Regions from separate parts of the Homo sapiens genome. Here region 2 is linked to region 1. A link is a loop called in an ENCODE intact Hi-C map of the cell type or tissue named here. Cell type or tissue: IMR-90. All regions are shown on one strand. Each heading gives the region's core, and the rest is flanking DNA. Links, peaks and the distances in the headings are about the cores only.

Region 1 (5,924 bases), core at 260-5,259:
ATTTTAGAGTTAAATTCTCTGAAATCTTTTAAAACTTGTGTATCCTTTTGGGGGAACATCTCCTTATGATTTTAATCCTATTCACTCGTTTTTTCATTATTTTTCTCACTTTTCTTCATTGCTTCCTTTTTCTTTTCTTTTCTTTTCTTTTCTTTTTTTTGAGACGGAATGTCCCTCTGTCGCCCAGGCTGGAGTGCAGTGGCGTGCTCTCAGTTCACAGCAACCTCCGCCTCCCGGGTTCAAGTGATTCTTGTGCCCCAGCTTCCCCGAGTAGCTGGGATTACAAGCAGACACCGCCACGCCCGGCTGATTTTTGTATTTTTAGTAGAGACGGGGTTTCGCCATGTTGGCTAGGCTCGAACTCCTGACCTCAAGTGATCTGCCCGCCTCAGCCTCCCAAGGTGTTGGGATTACAGGCGTAAGCCACCGTGCCTGACCATCATTGCTGAGTAGAGCAGCCGATGGCTGCTTTTTAAAGTGTCCTTGTGATGATGAAGGCATGGGCATATCAGGATTTTATTTCAAGCCTTCAGACGAGGCACCATCAACATTTTCAGGTCCATTTTTATTTGTCTTAAGAAGGTGTGATACCCAGTTTGTATAGTACTGAGTTCTTTACGAAAGAATGTCCCTCTACAAAAGAATATTACCTGATACCAGACCTTGCCCATGTGTTTTGAGGGCCCTATCTCCTGGGAAGTGAGAAGCAATTTCCTGGAAGAGGTCTGCGTCTGCGTTCTGAGTCCAGGGTACTCCTTCAGGCTGTTTGTTGGGAACCTTGCTTGCCACTTTGTATGATGCAGGTGGTGGCAGGTGGGTTCTCAGGGTGATTGCCACTTGATCCTTGCAATTCAGGGTTTAGTGACAAGCCTGATCCACTGTAAAGGCATGGAGGAACCGCTTGCTTTTTGTGGTATGAAACTCTGAAGTTGATGTCCTCATCAGTGAGGTGGAGATAATTATTCAGAATAACTTTTAAGGTTCTTTGTAGTGTCCTCATCAGTGAGGTGGAGATAATTATTCAGAATAACTTTTAAGGTTCTTTGTAGTTCAAAAATAGTCCAACTTCAAGTTTAAGAACCTCTGCCTACCCTCCCACCCCCACCTTCCAACCTTTCTAGATTAGTCATTTGTTTGGCAAATGTTTGAATGACAGTGATGTGCCAAGTGTAGTATTCCAGGCCCTAGGGAATCAAAAACCATGAGTAAGATAAAGTCCATTAAGAGGAGGGGCTTATAAACAATATTCAGACAAAAGATCCAGAAGTCATAAGGTCACTTGTCTTTATGCCAGTAAAGTAACTAAATAAGCATTGTATTTGTGAAGTATGTGCACCTAGTACACAAGAAAACCCAGAGAGTAATCATTTATGTGCTCTAAAGGCAGAAAGTAGTCGATCTTTAAACTATTTTGTCTTCTATTTTGGATTTCTTTTCTATTTTTGCTCATTTTAATTTTATTAAACCTATCTAATGAAATATTTTGATCTCAAACTAGAATTAACAAGTATAGAACAAAATATTTTTATGTATTCATATATGTCTTAGGCCATTTAGGCAGCTATAACAGAATGTTTTAGACTGGGTGGCTTATAAATAAAATTCCAGAGAATTTTATTTCTCTGGAGGCCCAGAAGTTCAAGACCAAGATGCCGTAGATTTGGTGTCTGGTGACAGCCTGCTTTTTGATTCATAGATGGTGCCTTCTAACTGGGTCCTCCCATGTTGGAAGGGGCAAACAAGCGCCCTTGGGTCTCTTAACTAATCTCATTCAGGAGGATTCTGCCCCCAGGACCTAATAATCTCACAAAGGCACCACTTTTTGATACCATCATCTTGGGGGTGAGGATTTCAACCTACAAATTTCAGGGGGATACAAACATTCAGACCCTTCATTATATTTGGTTAAAATGCTGTTAAAAAAAAAAAAAGGTTACTGTATGATGGGAGTGTGATAGAAACAGAAAGCCCATCGGCTGTGAAACCAGAGTTTTTAATCATTTCTGTCATTTCCTGGGTGTCTCTGGTAGCATCCTTAAACTAGGGTGGTGAAGTATGGCTTATGGCTTATGCCTGGGCTCTCAGAGGAATTGTGTGCTTGGCTTCCCTAGGGCCTGTGAGCCTGGGGCAGGACGTGGGTGGTATGAGAGTTTGGACTTAGGCCGGCAGCTGGTAGGGAACATCTATCCTTGCACTCCTGAGATCATTCCCCTGCCAGAGAAGACACAGCTCCTGTTTTGGTCTGATGAATTAAGCTAATTGTGGTGCTTAAACTTAAAAAAAAAAAAAAAAAAAAAAAAAAAAACAGTGACAATTGTTAATTAACTGCAATAAACTGATGATGGGCTGGAAAAATACTAAGTGAAGGGGCAGGGGCCTTTTCCTGGGTAATAGGGGAAAGCTACCTCTGATTTTATAAACTTCGATGATTACTGTGTTGATTTCTGTCCTTACAAATCTGTTAGAGCAGCAAACTCAAAAAGAAATTATCTTACATTGTGTGCATTTTTTTGTGTTGGGAAATGGTGTTCCTTAGAAGCGTGGCACTGTCACTGTGACTTCTACACATTTTTTTATACATGGTACACAGAAACATGTGGGAAGACTTGAGTTGAAGATGTGACTGCTTTCTGAGGTCACATTGGTGGCTTACATGTCCCAAGCCAGGCTCTAGAGTCCTCTGAAGATGTGTACGTTGAGTGGCCACTAGATGGCAACCTGTGGTTCTGGACAGGGTGACTCAGCAGCCTGTTTCACTATTGGGGGCCAGTCCAGGGGCTTTGTGTGTTCAAGACACCCTTTAAAGCAGATTAAACTCTGTATTGGCAACATTAGCTCCCAACCCCAGGTTTTTAATGGGTACCAGAGTTAGTAATATTACTTGTGTTTTTTATGTTTAAAGCACAAGAACTGTTCATTTCCTGCATTTCAGACAGGATCTCTGAGCATCTTTCAAACATAGGGACATCTTTTTGCCAGGATGTTGGGCTTGCTCCCAGGCATGCTGCAGAACTTCACATTTCTTCTCATAGCTCTGCCTAGAGTTTACAGCTAACTTTATTTTCTTTTAACTATGGGGTAGTTATCTAAATGAGTGCTTCCTGCTCTTGAATCTGTTAAAACAAACAACCGCTCTTCTTCTTCGTAGACAGGACTAAACTAAACTACCAGTCAAATCTATGGCTTTGGTCCTTGACCCTCTTTCCGGTGAAGAACAGGGACCTCGACCTTATGTTTTTGGGTTACCCAGTTTCCCTCCTCTTTGACCCTCTCCGATTATTATTAATATTATATTATTATATACACACCATTAAAAAAATCTAACCCTACAGTAGAAAATCTAACCCTATAGTGCGAATTCAGCCCTGCCTCCCAAACTTACTCCTGTTTACTGCTTTCTTGTGTATCTTTCTAGTCCCTGTGACCCCCTCATTGGGATTCTGGCACTAGATCTCTAACTGGCTCTCAATATCTCTTTTCCTTCCCACCAGTCCTTCTCCATGGAGATCAAGAGTGAGCTTGTCAAGATGCAGCCCTGATCGTGGTCTTTCTCATAGTGGCAGGTGGCCTCCATTGTTCCTAGGATGTAATTTTAAAAACCCTCACTGTGGACTACAAAAGCCTTTTATGAGACTGACCCCATGTTCCTCTCAGCATCATCTTATACCTCTTTCCCACTTCCTCTATCCACTCCAGCGACAGTGGCTGTCTTTTAAGTCTGTTGGACTTACCATACTCCCATCTGCTTCTGGGCCTTTGCCTATGCTGTTCCTAATAGACAGAGAGCCTTTCCCACCTCTCCAAAATATCTAGTTCCTGCTTATCTCTCAACTCTCTTAGCTTATGTGTCATTCTCTTGAAGAAGTCTTTTCCGACTCTAAAATAGCCTAATTTTAATCTTTTTTATTTTCCACATTAGGAAGAAATAAGGGGCTTTCTAAATTGTTCTGTTTCATAGAAATTAAACATTTAATATAATTGCAGGCTTTTAGATAGTTTATCATATCAACAAAGAGATCATAAGGACTTATTTGTAGTTAGGTACAAAGAAGGAGCTTTCACAGGCTTGTTTTTAAAAATAGATTCGTGTGCTCTATTATGAACCATTTTAGTTCATACAGTATACAAAATATATTGATAATACTTGGTGTATGTATTATCTGTACTTAGTAGGTTAAAGATCTATAGAGAAAATACGTATTCAGTGTTGAAAATCTTTAATATTGCTGGTGAAAATGGTGACTCTTGATTCTCATTTTTAAGGGCTAGATATTGCAAACAAAATTAGTTTGTAAAAATAACCAATAAGTATGCTTGCTTATGAAAAGTAAACACTGTATCACTTACTGGTAAAAACAGGTTATTATCACCAAGGCTCCCTGGAGAAATGGCTGATTTCAAGTCTGGAATAGGGTAAGAACAGGGTGAGCTGTTCCATCTTGTGCCAGAAAGCAAGGAAATGCTCAGAGACTTGTGGGGGACATGTCAGAAGGAAATTGGAGCCAGCTTTAGGGGGCTACTGCCCAAATGGGGAAAGTTTCTACAATCAAAAAGAGTAATGACAGTAACAGATTATAACACACTGAATTAGACGCAAAAAATCCTAAGTCCAGAAAATAAGAAGGTCATGTGTGGAGCTCTTCTTTATAGAAGAATTATAGCCAATAAATGTAGAAGGAATGATAGGATTAGAAAATCACCATCTTGGGTATTCAGATGTTACTGATTCAGGCAGGTATCACCAATGGATGCTATAACCATTGTGTGTTGTCAGGAGTATGTCCTCCTTGTGAGGTCTTTAGAGATCATTCCAACCTGGCCACAGAACTTCTACTGGGAGAGGAATAGGAGATTAAAGGATTTATTTTATTCTCAGTTCCTAGAGAGGGAAGCATGGCATGCCACACAGGGAGCTATATGGGAGGAGCTCCCAGGGAGTGGGCTCCGCTAAGCAGGTGGGGAACTGAGAGAGAGTGAGGACCCATGGGCAAGTGCCTTCCCTGGATGTCAGATTGGTATGTGTGGATGTCACTCAGTCATAGTCAGGGGAGTGTAAGAAGGGGACCTTGTGGCAGGGGGGCAGACTTACCGCTAGTGGACTTGGTCTCCTGGGTAGGATGTTCATTGCTTATTTGTGGGGATACTGAGGCAGGAGGAAAATAGGAAGTTTAAGTGGTGTACAATACACATTGAGTGAAATGTTATTGGGGACTGGACATTTATAGTCTCAAAGTATCATCCTGTAGATACTTACTATTTCAAAGAGGAAGAATTGCCTTTAAATGGAAAATGGTGGACACCACCATAACCATAGGAATCCACCAATAATGGAACAGGGACAGACAGACATGATGAAGGACACACATCTTGTCAGAAGTGTTGGATCTAAATATAATCATAGGGACATTATCTGACAGATGGACATTCTACAAAAGCAAGTGGTCTGGTCTCCAAAAATGACATTGTCAAGAAAGAAAAAGGCAGAGAACTCTTCTAGAGACTAAGGAAATATGACAGCTAAAAGCAGCGCATGATCCTTGATTGGATCCTGATTGAAAACAGCAGCTATAAAAGAAATTGGGGAATAATTGGGAAATTTGCAGGTGGTTGTATATCAGCTAAGAAAGTTAACATTGATACAGTAGTAAGATTGTTGATGGTGTTGAAGTGCTTAGGGATGAAGTTTCATTATGTTTGCAACTTTTAAATGGTATAGAAAAATGTATATGTATATGAGAGAGAGTACATAAATATAAAAAAGGTTAATTGCTGGATCAAGGGGATGGTATATGAGTGGTTATTTGCTATTCTTTCAACTTTTCTGTACATTTAAAATTTTTTTTAAGTGTAGAAAAAATAGGTTATGGATGTGTTTCAACTTCAGGGATTTGTTCTTTCCTTTGGTATTGTGTTTATATTACTGC
Region 2 (5,924 bases), core at 326-5,325, 280 kb after region 1:
ATCCCTTTACCATTATGTAATGGCCTTGTTTGTCTCTTTTGATCTTTGCTGGTTTAAAGTCCGTTTTATCAGAGACTAGGATTGCAACCCCTGCCTTTTTTTGTTTTCCATTTGCTTGGTAGCTCTTCCTTTATCCCTTTATTTTGAGCCTGTGTGTGTCTCTGCATGTGAGATGGGTCTCCTGAATACAGCACACTGATGAGTCTTGACTCTTTATCCAATTTACCAGTCTGTGTCTTTTAATTGGACCATTTAGCCCATTTACATTTAAGGTTAATATTGTTAGGTGTGAATTTGATCCTGTCATTATGATGTTAGCTGGTTATTTTGCTCGTTAGTTGATGCAGTTTCTTCCTAGCCTCGATGGTCTTTACAATTTGACATGTTTTTGCGGTGGCTGGTATTGGTTGTTCCTTTCCATGTTTAGTGCTTCCTTCAGGAGCTCTCTCAGGGCAGGCCTGGTAGTGACAAAATCTCTCAGCATTTGTTTGTCTGTAAAGGATTTTATTTCTCCTTCACTTATGAAGCTTAGTTTGGCTGGATATGAAATTTGGGTTGAAAGTTCTTTTCTTTAAGAATATTGTGTATTGGCCCCCACTCTCTTCTGGCTTGTAGAGTTTCTGCCAAGAGATCAGCTGTTAGTCTGATGGGCTTCCCTTTGTGGGTAACCTGACCTTTCTCTCTGGCTGCTGTGAACATTTTTTCCTTCATTTCAACTTTGGTGAATCTGACAATTATGTGTCTTGGAGTTCCTCTTCTCCAGGAGTATCTGTGTGGTGTTCTCTCTATTTCCTGAATTTGAATGTTGGCCTTCCTTGCTAGGTTGAGGAAATCCTCCTGGATGATATCCTGAAGAGTGTTTTCCCGCTTGTTTCCATTCTCCCCATCACTTTCAGGTACACCAATCAGATGTAGATTTGGTCTTTTCACATAGTCCCATATTTCTTGGAAGTTTTGTTCATTTCTTTTTACTCTTTTTTCTCTAAAGTTCTCTTCTCTCTTCATTTCATTCATTTGACCTTCCATCACTGATACCCTTTCTTCCAGTTGATCAAATCGGTTACTGAAGCTTGTGTTTTCATCATGTAGTTCTCATGCCATGGTTTTCAGCTCCATCAGGTCATATAAGGACTTCTCTACACTGGTTATTCTAGTTAGCCATTGGTCTAATCTTTTTTCAAGGTTTTTATCTTCCTTGCGATGGGTTCGAACTGTCTCCTTTAGCTCAGAGAAGTTTGATCATCTGTAGCCTTCTTCTCTCAACTCATCAAAGTCATTCTGTGTCCAGCTTTGTTCCATTGCTGGCAAGGAGCTGTGTTCCTTTGGAGCGGGAGAGGTGCTCTGATTTTTAGAATTTTCAGCTCTTCTGCTCTGTTTTTTCCCCATCTTTGTGGCTTTATCTACCTTTGGTCTTTGATGATGGTGATGTACAGATGGGGTTTTGGTGTGGATATCCTTTTTGTTCATTAGTTTTCCTTCTAATAGTCAAGACCCTCAGCTGCAGGTCTGTTGGAGTTTGCTGGAGGTCAACTCTAGACCCTGTTTGCCTGGGTATCAGCAGCAGAGGCTGCTGAACAGCAATTGTTGCTGCCTGATTGTTACTCTGGAAGCTTCATCTCAGAGGGGTACCCAGCCATGTGAGGTGTCAGTCTGCCCGTACTGTGGGGTGCCTCCCAGTTAGGCTACTCGGGCATCAGGGACCCACTTGAGGAGGCAGTCTGTCCATTCTCAGGTCTCAAACTCCATGCTGGGAGAACCACTACCCTCTTCAAAGCTGTCAGACAGGGACATTTAAATCTTCAGAGGTCTCTGCTGCCTTTTGTTGGGCTATGCCCTGCCCCCAGAGGTGGAGTCTACAGAGGCAGACAGACCTCCTTGAGCAGAGGTGGGCTCCACCCAATTCAATCTTCCTGGCTGCTTTGTTACCTACTCAAGCGTCAGCAATGGCGGGCACCCCTCCCCCAGCCTTGCTGCCACCTTGCAGTTAGATCTCAGACTGCTGTGCTAGCAATGAGTGAGGCTCTGTAGGTGTGGGACCCTCTGAGCCAGGCATGGAATATAATCTCCTGGTGTGCCATTTGCTCCCTTGGAAAAGCACAGTATTAGGGGGGAAGTGACCCGATTTTCTAGGTGCTGTCTGTCATGGCTTCCCTTGGCTAGGAAAGAGAATTCCTTGACCCTTGCGCTTCCTGGGTGAGGTGATGCCTCACCCTGCTTCGGCTCTCGCTCGGTGGGCTGCACCCACTGTCCTGTACGCACTATCTGACATGCCCCAATGAGATGAACCTGGTACCTCAGTTGGAAATGCAGAAATCACTCGTCTTCTGCATTGCTCATGCTGGGAGCTGTAGACTGGAGCTGTCCCTATTTGGCCATCTTGGAACCACCCCTGTGTTCTCTGTTGGTTTCCATTTGCATGGAATATCTTTTTCTTCTATCTCTTCAGTCTATGTGTGTGTGGGTTGTGTTTTGTTTTGTTTTTTTTAGAGACAAGGTCTCACTGTATTTCCCAGGCTGATCTCAAATTCCTGAGCTCAAGCGACCCTCCCACCTCACCCTCTGAAAGTGCTGGGATTACAGGTATGAGACACTGTGACCAGCAATAAAAGTTTAATTGTTAAGGAAAAAAAAAATAATTCCTGGATCCAGAACACTGCACTTCCCTTGGAAAAGAATAAGGAGCCCTCTCAAGCTTGAGATGATGGCATGAAGAAATAATATTTTTGAATGTTTTTCTTGAAGAAAAAAAAAGTGAACTGTCTGATCTACCTAATAAAACCCAAAGAATCAGAGTATTATTCATGTTTGCTTTTTCAAGTCCTCATATTTAATCAATTAATTTTAAAGGTCAATAAAATCATGACTATACACAGGAAACAGATAAAAATAAAGTTAATGTGAGCCAAGGCACATCAAGTTAAGTCTGGTGAAAACAAGGGAATATTTAAAGAAAAATGTTTAGTTTTGCAAAATATGTTCCTTTTGACAAGTATTTGTAGTTCATATATGAATGAGTCTAAATCACTGATCACACCAGCAATAAAACAGGTTCAAATTTCTGGTTGTCATCTATTCATATGAATCAAAGTTCATATATTTTAAATGGTCTTCCCTCCCACCCATCTAAGGGGAGATAAGTGGGTGAGATAAAATGAATTTTATAAGAAAGGGATTTGAAGGTCTCTTGAGACATACTAGAATGCATATGACTGCTAGTATAATAAAGTCCCATCTTCAGTTATAACAAAGCAAAAAGAGATTGGAGTGGGTGCAAAGAGCAGAGCGGGAAAGGGGCTGCAAGACCACAAGTTAAGATTTGTTTCTTGGCTTCATTTTTGCTAAGTGTCTAAGCCAACTTTTCTCTACTAGTTGGTGGTTGTTTCCATTCATTTGTGCCTTTACCAGTTGGGGACTGCCTCCTGCTGGCAAGATGTCTTCCAACATTTAGAGTATCAAAAGGAGTCCTGTGGAGTGACCCAGGTTTTGGTTTGTTGTTGTTGTTGTTTCCTAAGTAAAAACAATTGAACTGATCCTAGTAGCAGTTGCATAAACATGCTGGAAATGTGGGTGCAAACTAACTTATTTAATGTGGGTTTATTCTTAAAGATAATAGACAGTGTACATTTTTCAACTCTTTTTCTCCCAAGATGCAAACTTTTTTTGCAGGTGAATTTCTTGAAAACACATTAGCTCTAAATAAAAGGTCAGATGAGTTCCTTTAATTTGAAGCTTCAGAAAGTTTCTATACAGTGGTTAATTCTGTAGCACTTTAACTTGCTTAGGGAGAGATTTTGACTGATGGCTATCTACCATTTTCTTTCATTGGTTGATTCCTTTGACCCTTGAAAGCAACAGCTTTAGAAGCAACTCATAATAACTCTTTAGATTGTGGGAGGTCGTAGTCTATAGATCTTGTGTTTTATGTGTTTGAATGTGCAGGAACAGGGAATCATTTTTTGATTCCAAGACTCTCATTCTTACCAAATTAAAAGGAATATCTTCAAATAGAAATGAAGCATTTTTTGGTCTTTTATAGTGGGCTAAGAGGCTTTATGTTAGCCCTAGCTTCCTGTTTGTCCTTTGTGAATAATTTCAGAAGTTGGGTGGTAAAATCTTTAAGCAACAGAAGTTTAGGGAATCTATTCACCTAAGAACTTTGAAGTTTTATGAATGAGTGTGTGGAAAAGGAAAATTCTTTATTATTAGCCATTGTGATGGCAGACATTTCCTAGATTTCCTTCACTGGTAAGACTGTTATCTTACATCTATTTATAATGTCTAGAAAATAATGTTCCTTGAAGGAGTAGAGTAGAATGTAGTTTAGTTGTTGGTGTTCTTGTCCCATTTTATTCATTTAGCTAATAATTATTGGCCATTCTCTGAGTCCCATGCACTTTCCAGGCTACTTTATTTCTTTATGCTTCTATATGGCCTGTTATGTCTCTTCTTTGCCTTTCTAGCCCCTGCTCATTCCACAAATGCAATTTAAGCATCACTTTCTCAAGGGACCCTCCTGTGACTCTTTCTATGTGAGTCGCATAGCCTTTCCTAGGCTTCCCTTGAGCTCCATGCATCCCTCCAACACAGTTCTATATCAAAATTGTTGACTTCTTTGTAGCTGTACCCCCAAATCCCAATAGGCTGTAAGATTTTTGAGGCAGGATCTGTGTTGCATTCAGGTTTTTGCCTCAGCACTTGACAGCATGTCTGGCACATGGTAGAAGCCCAGTGAGAATGAATGAAAGCATGTGTTCTGCCTTCCCCACCCTTGGGTAAGTCTAAAGAAAGATGAATTACATTTGAGATTTTATTGTATAATTAAATTACACTGTCAAAATAATTTTTAAAGCTGAAAGGAAATTCAGAGATCAGCTACAGGAAATTGAGGCCTAGTGAGGTGAAGAGAGTTGACTAGGGTCATGCAGCTGCTTAGTGGCAAACTGGGATCGAAGCCCAGATCTCCTGCTGGCCAGCCCTAGCCCAAATATGGAGAAGCTTAGCTGCTATTTCCTCTTAAAAATATTTTGAAATCCAGGCAAAAAGACTTAGCAATCTAAAAATGCCAATGAGGAGATAGCAAATTAAAACTGTTACAGAATGAATCTAACAACAATTATTCAAGGCTCTCTGGGAATGCCAAGAGGAGCCGTCTGAGGTGGGCTCAGGGCTGATTTCTTCCAAAGGGGCCATTGGTTTTCTAACTAGTGTTTGCTGTTTTAACTTTGACAAAGGTGGGTGTCCACACACCTCAAATTTAGCATAAGTTCAAAAAAAGCTAATCAATGTGTTTATATCCCTAAGTTTATCAAACAAGTGATCTGAAATGTTTCTCACTTTTAATGTTCACCAATGATGGATGTAAATAGATTATTTTTGCTTCCTGCTTTGTGAGATCAGAAATCAATTGAGCCTTTTTCTAAAACAGGTCACATGAAGCATAAAAATCTGATTTTTGGATGTGCTTCGAGCTAGAAATTGACTAAGTAATGGCTAAGCATAGGGAAGATCTCGTGAGTTTAGTAAAAGTGTGGCAAACTGGTATCAGTGATCTAGAATTCACCTGTACATTTGATTGGTTTGGCCAGCTCAGTGTTTTGAAATTTCAGAAATTGTTAACATTTAAAAATAAGGAGATTTTACATCTAAATTTCTGCCTTCTCTTAGGTGAGAAAATTCAGTACGTTAGATTTACTTTCACATTAGTTTCCTACGGCTTCCCTAACAAATTAACATAAAATGTGTGGCTTCAAACAACAGGAATCTATTCTGTCACAACTCTGGAGGCCAGAAGTCTAAAATCAAGGTGTTGGCAGGTCTGTGCTCACTCTGAAGGTTCTATGAGAGAATACTTTGCCAATCCCAGCTTCTAGTGGTTGCAGGCTTTCCTTGGCTTGTGCGTGCATAAGCAGGGTATTATAACTTCT

The links. A loop is a pair of places that touch in the nucleus more often than their neighbours do. Peaks named below come from ENCODE experiments on the same cell type or tissue, not always from the same donor. Only the 100,000 strongest peaks of a DNase experiment are listed, where the experiment ranks them.
Region 2: a loop joins it to region 1, with 21 times the contacts of the local background. A loop is called at or near these places in 2 of 110 quality-filtered maps.

The regions. Positions count from the first base shown.
Region 1 is chr4:51,893,284-51,899,207 of GRCh38, forward strand. All of the region lies in intron 7 of DCUN1D4 (defective in cullin neddylation 1 domain containing 4), which reads left to right. Among named protein-coding and RNA genes, the nearest start is that of DCUN1D4, 53 kb to the left of the region's middle. In IMR-90, for the core only: a CTCF peak has its summit at 2,712 (motif pointing right); a DNase peak (open chromatin) is centred at 2,708; H3K27ac peaks cover 247 bases.
Region 2 is chr4:52,168,948-52,174,871 of GRCh38, forward strand. No RefSeq gene overlaps it. Among named protein-coding and RNA genes, the nearest start is that of SPATA18, 120 kb to the left of the region's middle. In IMR-90, for the core only: a CTCF peak has its summit at 3,417 (motif pointing left); no DNase peak of the experiment used is centred there.